Linked DNA regions of Mus musculus: region 2 is linked to region 1. Evidence: chromatin loops called from intact Hi-C (ENCODE). Cell type or tissue: gastrocnemius. All regions are shown on one strand. Each heading gives the region's core, and the rest is flanking DNA. Links, peaks and the distances in the headings are about the cores only. Region 1 overlaps Dusp26 (dual specificity phosphatase 26 (putative)). Region 2 overlaps Fut10 (fucosyltransferase 10).

Region 1 (5,376 bases), core at 305-5,304:
CTGTGGACAAGTTGGGGGTTGGGGGTGGTGAGTGGGTCATTGACAGGGAGACCCAGTCCATTATGAGAGGCACCATTCCCTATGTTGAGCCCCGGACTGTGAAAGATTAGAGAAAGCTTGGGCTGAGAATTAGAGCAAACAAGCAACAATCCTTAGATTTATTCTCTCTCTGCTTTTGACAGTGGACATTGATGTTTTAAGTTTCTGCCTTGCCCAGGAAACAGTGGGCAGTGACCTGAAAAGGCAAGTCAATAAAGCCCCCTTGTCCCTAAGTCGACTTCTGGCAAGATGTCTCATCAAAGCATCAGAAATCAAGCTAGGAATTTAACGAATAACAGCATCTAATCCATTCTGGAAGATAATCTCAAAATGCGTTCTTTAGAAGTGAGAGTCAAATTCTCAAGCTACTCATCATGAAAACAAACACAAAACCTTTCAGGCCACAGTCAGACTGAACAAATATGCAGGTGGCCACTGGAACATGTTATTAGTAATACACATTTTAGATTAAAAAAAAAGATTTTTGTATGTATGCATGTATGTATGTATGTATGTATGTATGTATGTATGTATGTATGTATATGAGTACACTGTAGCTGTACAGATGGTTGTGAGCCATCATGTGGTTGCTGGGAATTGAACTCAGGACCTCTGTTCACTCTGGCCCCGCTCACTCCTTCCCAAAAAAGATTTATTTATTATTATATGTAAGTACACTATAGCTGTCTTCAGACACACCAGAAGAGGGCGTCAGATCTCATTACAGATGGTTATAAGCCACCATATGGTTGCTGGGACTTGAACTCAGGACCTTCGGAAGAGCATTCATTGCTCTTAACCACTGAGCCATCTCTCCAGCCCGCATTGTAGATTTTAAAGAAAGATGACCATTCTATTGCATGCTATACTGCTGTAATCATAGTTACAGTGGATCCTTCTGTGAGCGTGAATTATTTATAGTCGTCGTCGTCGTCATCATCATCACCATCACCATCACCATCACCATCACCATCACCATCATCTGTTGTGCTAAGGCTTGAATACAGGCTCTCTTGCAAAAAAAAAAATGTACGCAAGTGTTCTACCACTAAGTCATATTCCCATCCGTTATTTTTAATTATGTTTAATTCATTTGACACTTTCTAAATATTGATTGTGGGGCTGGAGAGATGGCTCAGCTGTTAAGAGCACTGACTGCTCTTCCAGAGGTCCTGAGTTCAATTCCCAGCAGCCACAAGGTGGCTCACAACCATCTGTAATGGGATTCGATGCCCTCTTCTGGTGTGTCTGAAGACAGCTACAGTGTACTCAGCTACATTAAACAAACAAACAAACAAACAAACAAATCAACCTTTGGAAAAAAATTGATTGTGAAATGTTCTATGTAATGATGCCCTGCCTCAATGTCTCAACGCCCTGTACTGGGATTATACACATGTGTGCTACCATGCCAGGCTTTGGCTCATGGCTCTAGTAGGAAACCAACCTATTTTGATTAGAATCCGCATTTCTGATGAAGGCTTCTCTCTGTCCTTTTGATAAATGGGTCCTCAGAGGATACCACACTTTGAATCCTTAGCGAATGAGCCTGCTATCCCCTCATCTCACAGGTCTCCCTGGAGAGTCAGGATCTGCATATTCTGAGGTGTGAATTCTGCTTCCCATAAATATGGAGGAATGCAGTATTGGCCAGCCTGTAGGGTAAGCGGAAATACGACAAATGCAGATGGTTGGGAACAAATAGCTCTTGGTCTGAAAGGACCGGGTCAGAAGAGAACCACTCGAACTAGGTTCAAACCAGAGAACTCCCTCTCTGTCTCAAGAGATGGGGAAAGTTTTGTAAAAGGTGGAGCTAGAGCCCGTGGCCATTTAGATGCGAAGCTGAGTCTTACCTATGAAATGACCACGATCGTCCCATGGAAGAAGCCAGAACCACTGTCTGGAAACGAGACTAAGAGGTGGTGAATCCCGTTGGCTGAAATGTTCAAGCAAGGGCTTGGTGCTGCACAGAGGTGAGACAGATGTCTGTGCCTCTTGGACAGTCGAGCTGCAATCTGTGAAGGAGCCTCCCAGCTTTAGATGAAGTAAAACACAGAAATAGAGCTAGGACATTAACGAATAACAATCTAGAATCCACCCTGGAAGATAATCCTGAAACTCGTTCTTTATCCATATATTCTCTAGAAGCCACACTTTGTGAGAGTCACTTCTAGCTTCTACGCTCTGGAGTAGTTATACACTTTTATACACTTCGTATATAAGTGTCTTGAAAACTTTTAGTGCATACTTTTGTGAGAGTCTGTGTGTGTGTGTGTAAGAGAGAGAGAAAATGTGTGTGTATGTGTGTGTGTGTGTGTGTGTGTGTGTGTGTGAGGGAGGGAGAGAGAGAGAGAAGGGAGAGAGAGAGAGAGAGAGAGAGAGGGAGAGAGAAAGAGAGGGAGAGAGAGAGGGAGAGAAAGAAAGAGAGGGAGAGAGAGAGAGAGAGAGAGCGTTACAGCATACACCTATCTTGCTGGCTCATTTCCCCCCTGTATGTTTTCCTTGCGCTTTCTCTATCCCCTTTTTCCATTCTGACATATACTATCAGAATAAAAGAGAACATGGTTTACTTTTTCTCTAGAGTTGCGATGACTTCCTGGTAGTTGAGATAGCATGTTCTTCCTGCTTGTCTACACTCCTCTGAGCAAAACCTAGAAGGATCTGTCCCTTAAACTTTGGCGCCTACAGTAGAACACTTAGGCTAATCTTGATTTAGGATTAGTATTCTGTTGTCTCATCACCCCTAGGAGCCAGAGAGACCTATCCTTGGAAGATGAAAGGTCCCTGGGTGGCTCACCTCTGGACAGTACTGCCAAATAGCTGCAGACATCCAGATTTTGGTCCTCTGCTGCCCCCTTGTGGATAAGTTGGAAATAACAGCTCAAGCTTTCATAGTGTTGTATAAGAATTGGTGAAGGGTTTGGTGGCTAGAAAGTGAGCCAGGGGTTCCCAGAAGGAAGGGGTCAAACTGTTAATAACGCCAAGACACTTTCTTCTTTTTCACCTCTTTATTTTTTTTTAACTCCAGACGCATGGTTTTCAGTGAGACTATGACCACCTAAAAGACTCCAAGTTATTTGACCCTGAGCAGCTCCCGTAGGGTGTCATGTCAGTCCTCACACACCTCCCTCTTCCTGGAGTTGCACAGCTATAACCTACAACCTGCTCCCTCTGCATTGGTGGCTTTCACACCACTCCATCACTGACCGACCGACTCTAATGTTGCTTTCTGCAACCTGTACCACCTTCCTTCACATCTATGTGTCTGCAACCCTGACATCCCCACTGCTCACGTACTTCAGGGCAGTGGTCCTTTGTTTGGGGGGGGGCACTTGAACACAATGAGGGGAAGAGATTCTGAGTCATTTGGGCACACCCTGCTCTAACCCAGGACTGGCCTAACCACACAACCATCCTCTTACAGCTCAGCTGCTTCCTTCCCAGGTCAGCAGCCCCTACCCATCACACTGCCCAACCTGGCTCTCCATCCCCATCCCCAAAGAGCCACAGTGGTCTTGGGGCTCTTCACTCTCCTGCTGCTGAGGGAGGATGGGTTGTCTGGTCTTTCTACTACCTGTCACTTGGGTTTTCTCTTCCCAGCTGGGAGCCAGGAAACCACCCAGAGACCTGGCCTGGTTCCTTTCAGTTCATGCCTCTAGACCCTGCCGCAGCCTACGGTCCAGGGCTAGGAGCTGCCTCAAGAAGCCCCGGTTGGGGGTGATGCCTCGGTGGTCCTTGACTTTCTTGATGGCCTCCACAAGGGTGAAGTGGTGATACAGCATGAGGTAGGCCAGCACCAGGGTAGCGGATCTGCTCACTCCCACCGCACAGTGCACCAGGATCTTCCCTGGGAAGAGGAAGGCAGAAACATCTGAGAGACTGCTGGGGGGCGAAGGGGGGGGCTGCGAGAGGCTAGGGAGAGCTCAGCATGGTCCACTAGGCTGTAAGCCCGTGGCATATGGAGACAGGACTGGGTGAGGAAGAGTGGTGCCGAGAATGTAGATCCTGGGCTGGTGAGATGGGTCCCTGGGTAAAGGCATTTTCCACGCAAGCCTAACAACCTGAGTTTTATCCCTAGAAACCATGTAAAGAGACCTGACACCACAAAATTGTCCCCATGGCTTCTGCAGATACAGCATGGGACATATATGTGCACGCTCTACACACACATGCGCATTCCTATGTGCACACGCACACAAACACATACACACGCATGTATGCTTAATAGCTGAGCATGTATGTATGCATTTAGGATGAGCAAGTCCCTGAGCTGGATTCCCAGCACTTCAAGACAAGTAACGAGGGTCCCTGGCAGAGGGGAGAGGCCTGGGAAAAAAAAGAATAGAAAGGGCATTCTGAAGCCTCCTATCTTTGCCTCTCCAGTGCTAGGAGACAGCAGCACCCTTGCCTGATAAGTGCTTTACAGACCGAGCCATCCCCTCAGACCCTTCTTAACTCTTCTTTCATGGTTTCAGTTTCTTTTTGGTATCTGAGACTGAGTCTTGATTCATTGTTCAGGCTCAGTTCAAGCTTGGGTTCCAACAGGGCTGCTGTGGAGGTCTCTGGAGTAGCTGGGACTGATGGGCACGTGACATTATACCCTATTTGTCCACTTGTCTATCTTGTTGTTTCCCTCAACTACTGAATATATGTTTATCTACATATACAATTGTTTCTTCATATTCCGAGTGGACTGATCCCAGGACAACCTACACATTACTAACACACATGCAGATTCTCAATTCCCACATAGAAAATGATACAGCCTTTGTATAAAAACCTACACAGCCCCGTGATATACTTTTGGTCATCTCTAGATTACTTGTGTCCACTAATAAAATGCAAATTCTCTATAAATAGATGTCACGCTATACTATCTGCAGAATAATGAAAAGATAGCCGGGTGTGGTGGCTCACGCCTTTAATCCCAGCACTTGGGAGGCAGAGGCAGGTGGATTTCTGAGTTCGAGGCCAACCTGGTCTACAAAGTGAGTTCCAGGACAGCCAGGGCTACACAGAGAAACTCTGTCTCTAAAAAACCAGAAACCAAAACCAACCAACCAAACAAACAAAAAGAAATAAAGAAGTTTAGACATTCTGTATGTATGTCTGCCCCCATATATTTTCAGTCTGCTGTTGGTTGAAACTAGTGATGTGGAAGTCAAGCAATACAGAGGGCTAACAGTGTTTCCTGGACAACTAAGAATTTAAGAACCACGTTTAAGGTTAAAAATGACAGGAAAGCATGGAAACATATTTTTTTAAAAACTGACACTTGTAAGTTTAGCATCTAGGAGCAGCTTGCCATGGGTAGATGGCCCTAAAATATGCCCTTCA
Region 2 (5,376 bases), core at 106-5,105, 120 kb before region 1:
ATTGCATCACAATCCTGATGCTTCAGCCTCCTGAGTTCTGGGATTATGGGCAAGGGCCACCACACTAGGAACAGTTTTTTGTTTTGTTGTGTTTATTTGTTTGTTTTATTTTTAAACAAAGATAAAGTTTGAATGAAATAAGGAGAGAGTGGTGAGTATATGAATCAGACACTGACAGATGAACACTGTAGTCCCCGCACTGGATCCATAGTCCAATTTCCCAAGAGAGAGAGAGAGAGAGAGAGAGAGAGAGAGAGAGAGAGAGAGACAGAGAGAGACAGAGAGAGAGAGAGACAGAGAGAGAGAGAGAGAGAGAGAGAGAGAGGAAGGAAGGAAGGAAGGAAGGAAGGAAGGAAGGAAGGAAGGAAGGAAGAGGAGAGGAAGGGAGGGGAAGAGGAAGAAAGAAGAAGAAGAAGAGGAAGAAGAAGAGGAAGAAGAAGAAGAAGAGGAGGAAGAAGAAGAGGAAGAAGAAGAAGAGGAGGAGGAAGAGGAGGAAGAAGAAGAAGAAGAAGAAGAAGAAGAAGAGGAGGAGGAGGAGGAGGAGGAGGAGGAGGAGGAGGAGGAGGAGGAGGAGGAGGAGGAGGAGAAGGAGAAGGAAGAGAAGAGAAGAGAAGAGAAGAGAAGAGAAGAGAAGAGAAGAGAAGAGAAGAGAAGAGAATCCCTCAACAAAACTAAAAGAAGACTGCCACAAGAACAGAATGCCAACTTTAACAACAAAAATAACAGGAAGCAACAATTACTTTTCCTTAATATCTCTTAATATCAATGGTCTCAACTCCCCAATAAAAAGACATAGACTAACAAACTGGCTACACAAACAAGACCCAACATTTTGCTGCTTACAGGAAACTCATCTCAGAGAAAAAGATAGACACTACTACCTCAGAATGAAAGGCTGGAAAACAATTTTCCAAGCAAATGGTATGAAGAAACAAGCTGGAGTAGCCATCCTAATATCTGATAAGATTGACTTCCAACCCAAAGTCATCAAAAAAGACAAGGAGGGGCACTTCATACTCATCAAAGGTAAAATCCTCCAAGAGGAACTCTCAATTCTGAATATCTATGCTCCAAATACAAGGGCAGCCACATTCATTAAAGAAACTTTAGTAAAGCTCAAAGCACACATTGCACCTCACACAATAATAGTGGGAGACTTCAACACACCACTTTCACCAATGGACAGATCATGGAAACAGAAACTAAACAGGGACACAGTGAAACTAACAGAAGTGATGAAACAAATGGATCTGACAGATATCTACAGAACATTTTATCCTAAAACAAAAGGATATACCTTCTTCTCAGCACCTCATGGTACCTTCTCTAAAATTGACCACATAATTGGTCACAAAACAAGCCTCAACATATACAAAAATATTGAAATTGTCCCATGCATCCTATCAGATCACCATGGACTAAGGCTGATCTTCAATAACAAAATAAATAATAGAAAGCCAACATTCACGTGGAAACTGAACAACACTCTTCTCAATGATACCTTGGTCAAGGAAGGAATAAAGAAAGAAATTAAGGACTTTTTGGAGTTTAATGAAAATGAAGCCACAACATACCCAAACTTATGGGACACAATGAAAGCATTCCTAAGAGGGAAACTCATAGCTCTGAGTGCCTCCAAAAAGAGAAGAGAGAAGAGAAAAATAAAAAAGAAAGATGGAGCAGGCGCCAGGATGACCACCAGGGGGCGCGCGGACGGTTCTAAGTTCCTGTCCCTTTGTTGGTACTTTGAATATGTCCGGGATGGCCCTCAGCCGACTTGTGCAGGAAAGGAAACCTTGGAGTTTCCACACTTTTGGCTTTGTGGCTGTCTCGACAAGGAACTCTGATGGTACGATGAACCTGATGAACTGGGAGTGTGCTATCCCTGGAAAGAAGGGGACTCCGTGGGAAGGAGGCTTGTTCAAACTAAGTAGGCTTTTCAAAGATGACTATCCGTCCTCACCACCAAAAATGTAAATTTGAACCACCACTGTTTTCATCCGAACGTGCATCCTTCTGGCACAGTATGCCTGTCTGTCCTGGAGGAAGACAAGGACTGGGAGCCAGCTATCACCATCAGACAGATCTTAAGAATACAAGAACTTCTAAATGAACCAAATATTCAAGACCCAGCTCAAGCAGAGACCTACACAATTTACTGCCAAAGCAGGGTGGAATATAAGTAAAGGGTCCGAGCACAAGCAAAGACGTTTGCCCCCTCATAAGCCGGGGCCCTGGGCTCCATGACGAGGAAGAGATTGGCTTACCAAGAACTGGTTTACAACCTTTTGCAGCTAAGTCCATCCGTACAGTTACTAGTCATCTGGGAGGGTTAAGCGGGCGCAATTTTGCATTTCCGCCATTGGCATATCCAGTCTTTTGTGGTTTTGATTATTAAGTAAAACTTGTTTTTATTTTAATAGTGATGTCAGTATTTCAAGTGCTGTAAAGGGATAAACTTTTGTGCTTGGTAAGCCCCTAGCAGCTAGTTTCTTCCAGTTGTGCTGGGACGCAGGCATGCTTCCCACTGTTCAGAGCTCTGGCTTCTATCTGGCTGTGTGACAGAACCACACTGCCTCTCCTTCCCTACCCTCGCCCTTTTCAGAAACCTGGGCTGTTGCTTATGAGCCTCAGATCTAAAGTTGGCCAGCATCTCCACCCTGCACGACTTCCTTTGTGTTTATATGGCATTCTGTCTGTGTTGCCCTTTAGAGTAAATAAATTGTTTATGTAAAGGTTTAAAAAAAGATAAAGTTTGACTTTGAACATTAGATCTAAATATTAACTAGATAGAATTATCAAAATTCTCATCCTAAAATACTTCTGGTAGCATAGACACTAACACTTTTTATTCCTTTGTGTGATAAAATGAAGCTTTAAAGAGTGATGCAAGAACACTTTCAAACATAACTGGAAGAATAGAAATCCTTGCTCCCTGACCAGCGTTAACCCGTGCATACTGCCCTCTAGTGTCACCTCCTGGGAAAACACCCTGAAATTTGTGTATGAAGCTCACTTACCAGATCCTCCATCATCTCCATGTGCTCCGTTTCCTAATTCTAGGTCCCAGAATTTGACTAGAATAATTTCTTTGACAGTATATCTTCACTGTGGTCTCTTCCAAAAGGTTTCACTAAAGCATCCTGAAAATTAGCTAACTGGGAGAGAAATGTGTTCTAAGTCCCCAGCAAATACTCCTTCGGTTGGAGAGCAGAGCCCTTTTGCCGTTCTCAGCTCCTTGTGAATCGACAGGTGTTTTCCAAACTAAAAGCAGAGTAGGAGAGAAACTTAACATGACTCAGGGCATGTGCACAGAGAACGGAAGGTGCCGGTGGCAGCAGCCACTTCCACGGCTATACTGACATCTGCAGGCATCTGAAGAGCAGCTTGCTGTCACCGTTAGTAACTGCTTGATCAAATCTACCTAATAAAAACAAGGCAACACAGATACTATCCCGCAGGTGATAATGGGAAGGGGTCACAGACAAGTCATTCCTGCGGGTGAAAATGGATAGTAACAGGCCACACTAGTGCAAAGAAGGACAAAGACGGTGTTAACGACAGATTTACCACTAGCGTCTGTGAAATTCTTCAGCATGATTTAGTACTTGATAGAGTCACATATCTCTCCCTTGCCAAAAGCACTTGCCCGTGCTCAGTTCTCAGCTGCTAAGGTAACAGAGACAGTGCTGGGCACTGCCCTCAACTCTGCTGGCTTTCTATCTTTTGAGATGATGCTCTTCCATCCCAGGCCACAGACCTCCTAGCCACACGGGCTCTGTGGACAGTGAAGTCAGGGACCTGGGCTAGGGTGCTCAGGCATAGCAAGCCAAAGCCTACAGTGTAATATGTGCAGTGAGTGCAGGGGACACAGTGAGGGCATTGGGTACTGAGGGGCAGGAGAGACAGACAGTGAGAACAATGGGCCCAGTGGGCACAGTGGGTGCAGTGTGCAGTGAGCGCAGAGGGTACAAAGGGGTACAGTGGGTGTAGTAGGGTCAGTGGGCTCAATGGAGGCAGTGTGTGCAGTGGCTGCAGGGAGTGTAGGGCTACAGTGAGTGCAGTAGGTGCAGTGGGTTCAGTGGGGCAGCGGGGACAGTAGGAGCAGTGGAGGCAGAGGGCACCGTTAATGCAGTGGATGAAGTAGTGGGAGCAGTGAGTGCAGAGGGTGCAAGGGGATAGAGTGGGTATAGTGGGGTCAGTGGGCACAGTGCGTGCAGCGGAGGCAGTGGGTGCAGTAGAGGCAATGGGTGCAGTGGGCACAGTGGGGGCAGTGGGAACAGTGGGCATAGCAGGTGCAGTGGGCTCAGTAGATGCAGTGAGAGCAGTGGGCACAGTGCATGCAGTGGAGGCAGTGGGCACACAGGAAGCAGTGGGTGCAGTGTGCGCAGTGGGTGTAGCAGGCACAGTGCCTGCAGTGGAGACCATGGAGACAGTGAAGGCAATAGAGGTACTGGGGGTATGGAGGGTGGGCGTAAGAGCAAGCTCTCCTGAGGGGACTCTCTCCAGAGGACCTCACAGAAACTCGGAATAATTCTAAAGCTGGTTCCTGAGCTGTGAGCTGATAACTCCTTTCTCTACACGGGGAGCCACTCTGACCAAGAAACCCTCCCAAAATGTTTGCTTGTTTCCATATAAAATCAAGAGGAAGGTCCTGACAGAGTTCCCTTTACAGGCCAGCCACACAGAGTGTGGATATCAACCTAAATACTTCCCAGAAACCAACACACACATAATTAGGGTAACCGTTTCCAGCGCAGCTTTTCTGTGTGTGGTGCTGGGGGTGGAACCCAGAGCCCTCAAGTGAGCCAAGCTGAACTCTCCACCTCCCTCATAAAAATGTTAGTCCTCGTGTAACACAGGAGTAAAAAGAGACCATGCTCTCCTTACACAAGAAGAAGCTTTAAAAAATGTGGGGGGAGTCTCCGTGTCTTCTGAGTACATATCAGAAAGACAGATTTGTAAACCACGAGGCTAAGGTTAAAATTCAGATTAGCCGCCTGATGAATGGCCGACACTTACGACTGTAACCCGCAGAGCAGAATACATCCACCTTTCAAATGCGTTAAAGTGTAATCTTACCAGACAGACTTTGTTGTGTCTGTGACACAGGGCACTTTGGAAATGTTACTTCCTACCCTTCTCCTTCTTCCTCGTGTCTCAAGGTCCAGCCTGTGAGTCTCAAATCTCGTGGAGGGACAGAATTGCCACTCTCTATGTACTGTGAGCTCCCAGAGGAAAAGAAGCTGCTGGCCAGAACACAGCGGCTCCCATCCTCATGGACTAGCCTGTCTGCAGCATGACTGGGGCAGGATCCTTTCCAGCCCTGGAAAGGACCGCCGTGAATGAGGACACCCAGCCAGGGGCTAAGACATG

What was found. Peaks named below come from ENCODE experiments on the same cell type or tissue, not always from the same donor. Only the 100,000 strongest peaks of a DNase experiment are listed, where the experiment ranks them.
Region 2: it touches region 1 in a loop (9-fold over the local background); 22 of 42 quality-filtered maps call a loop at or near these places.

Annotation. Positions count from the first base shown.
Region 1 is chr8:31,094,699-31,100,074 of GRCm38, reverse strand. Dusp26 (dual specificity phosphatase 26 (putative)) reads right to left here. Exons shown (of 5, transcript NM_025869.4): 5 at 3,029-3,886. The coding sequence ends at 3,687. Among named protein-coding and RNA genes, the nearest start is that of Dusp26, 7.9 kb to the right of the region's middle. In gastrocnemius, for the core only: no CTCF peak of the experiment used is centred there; a DNase peak (open chromatin) is centred at 2,895.
Region 2 is chr8:31,211,729-31,217,104 of GRCm38, reverse strand. The region is part of intron 3 of Fut10 (fucosyltransferase 10); the gene reads right to left. It also overlaps the pseudogene Gm8051. Among named protein-coding and RNA genes, the nearest start is that of Fut10, 27 kb to the right of the region's middle. In gastrocnemius, for the core only: CTCF peaks have their summits at 1,701 (motif pointing right) and 2,965 (motif pointing left); DNase peaks (open chromatin) are centred at 1,715 and 2,974; H3K27ac peaks cover 38 bases.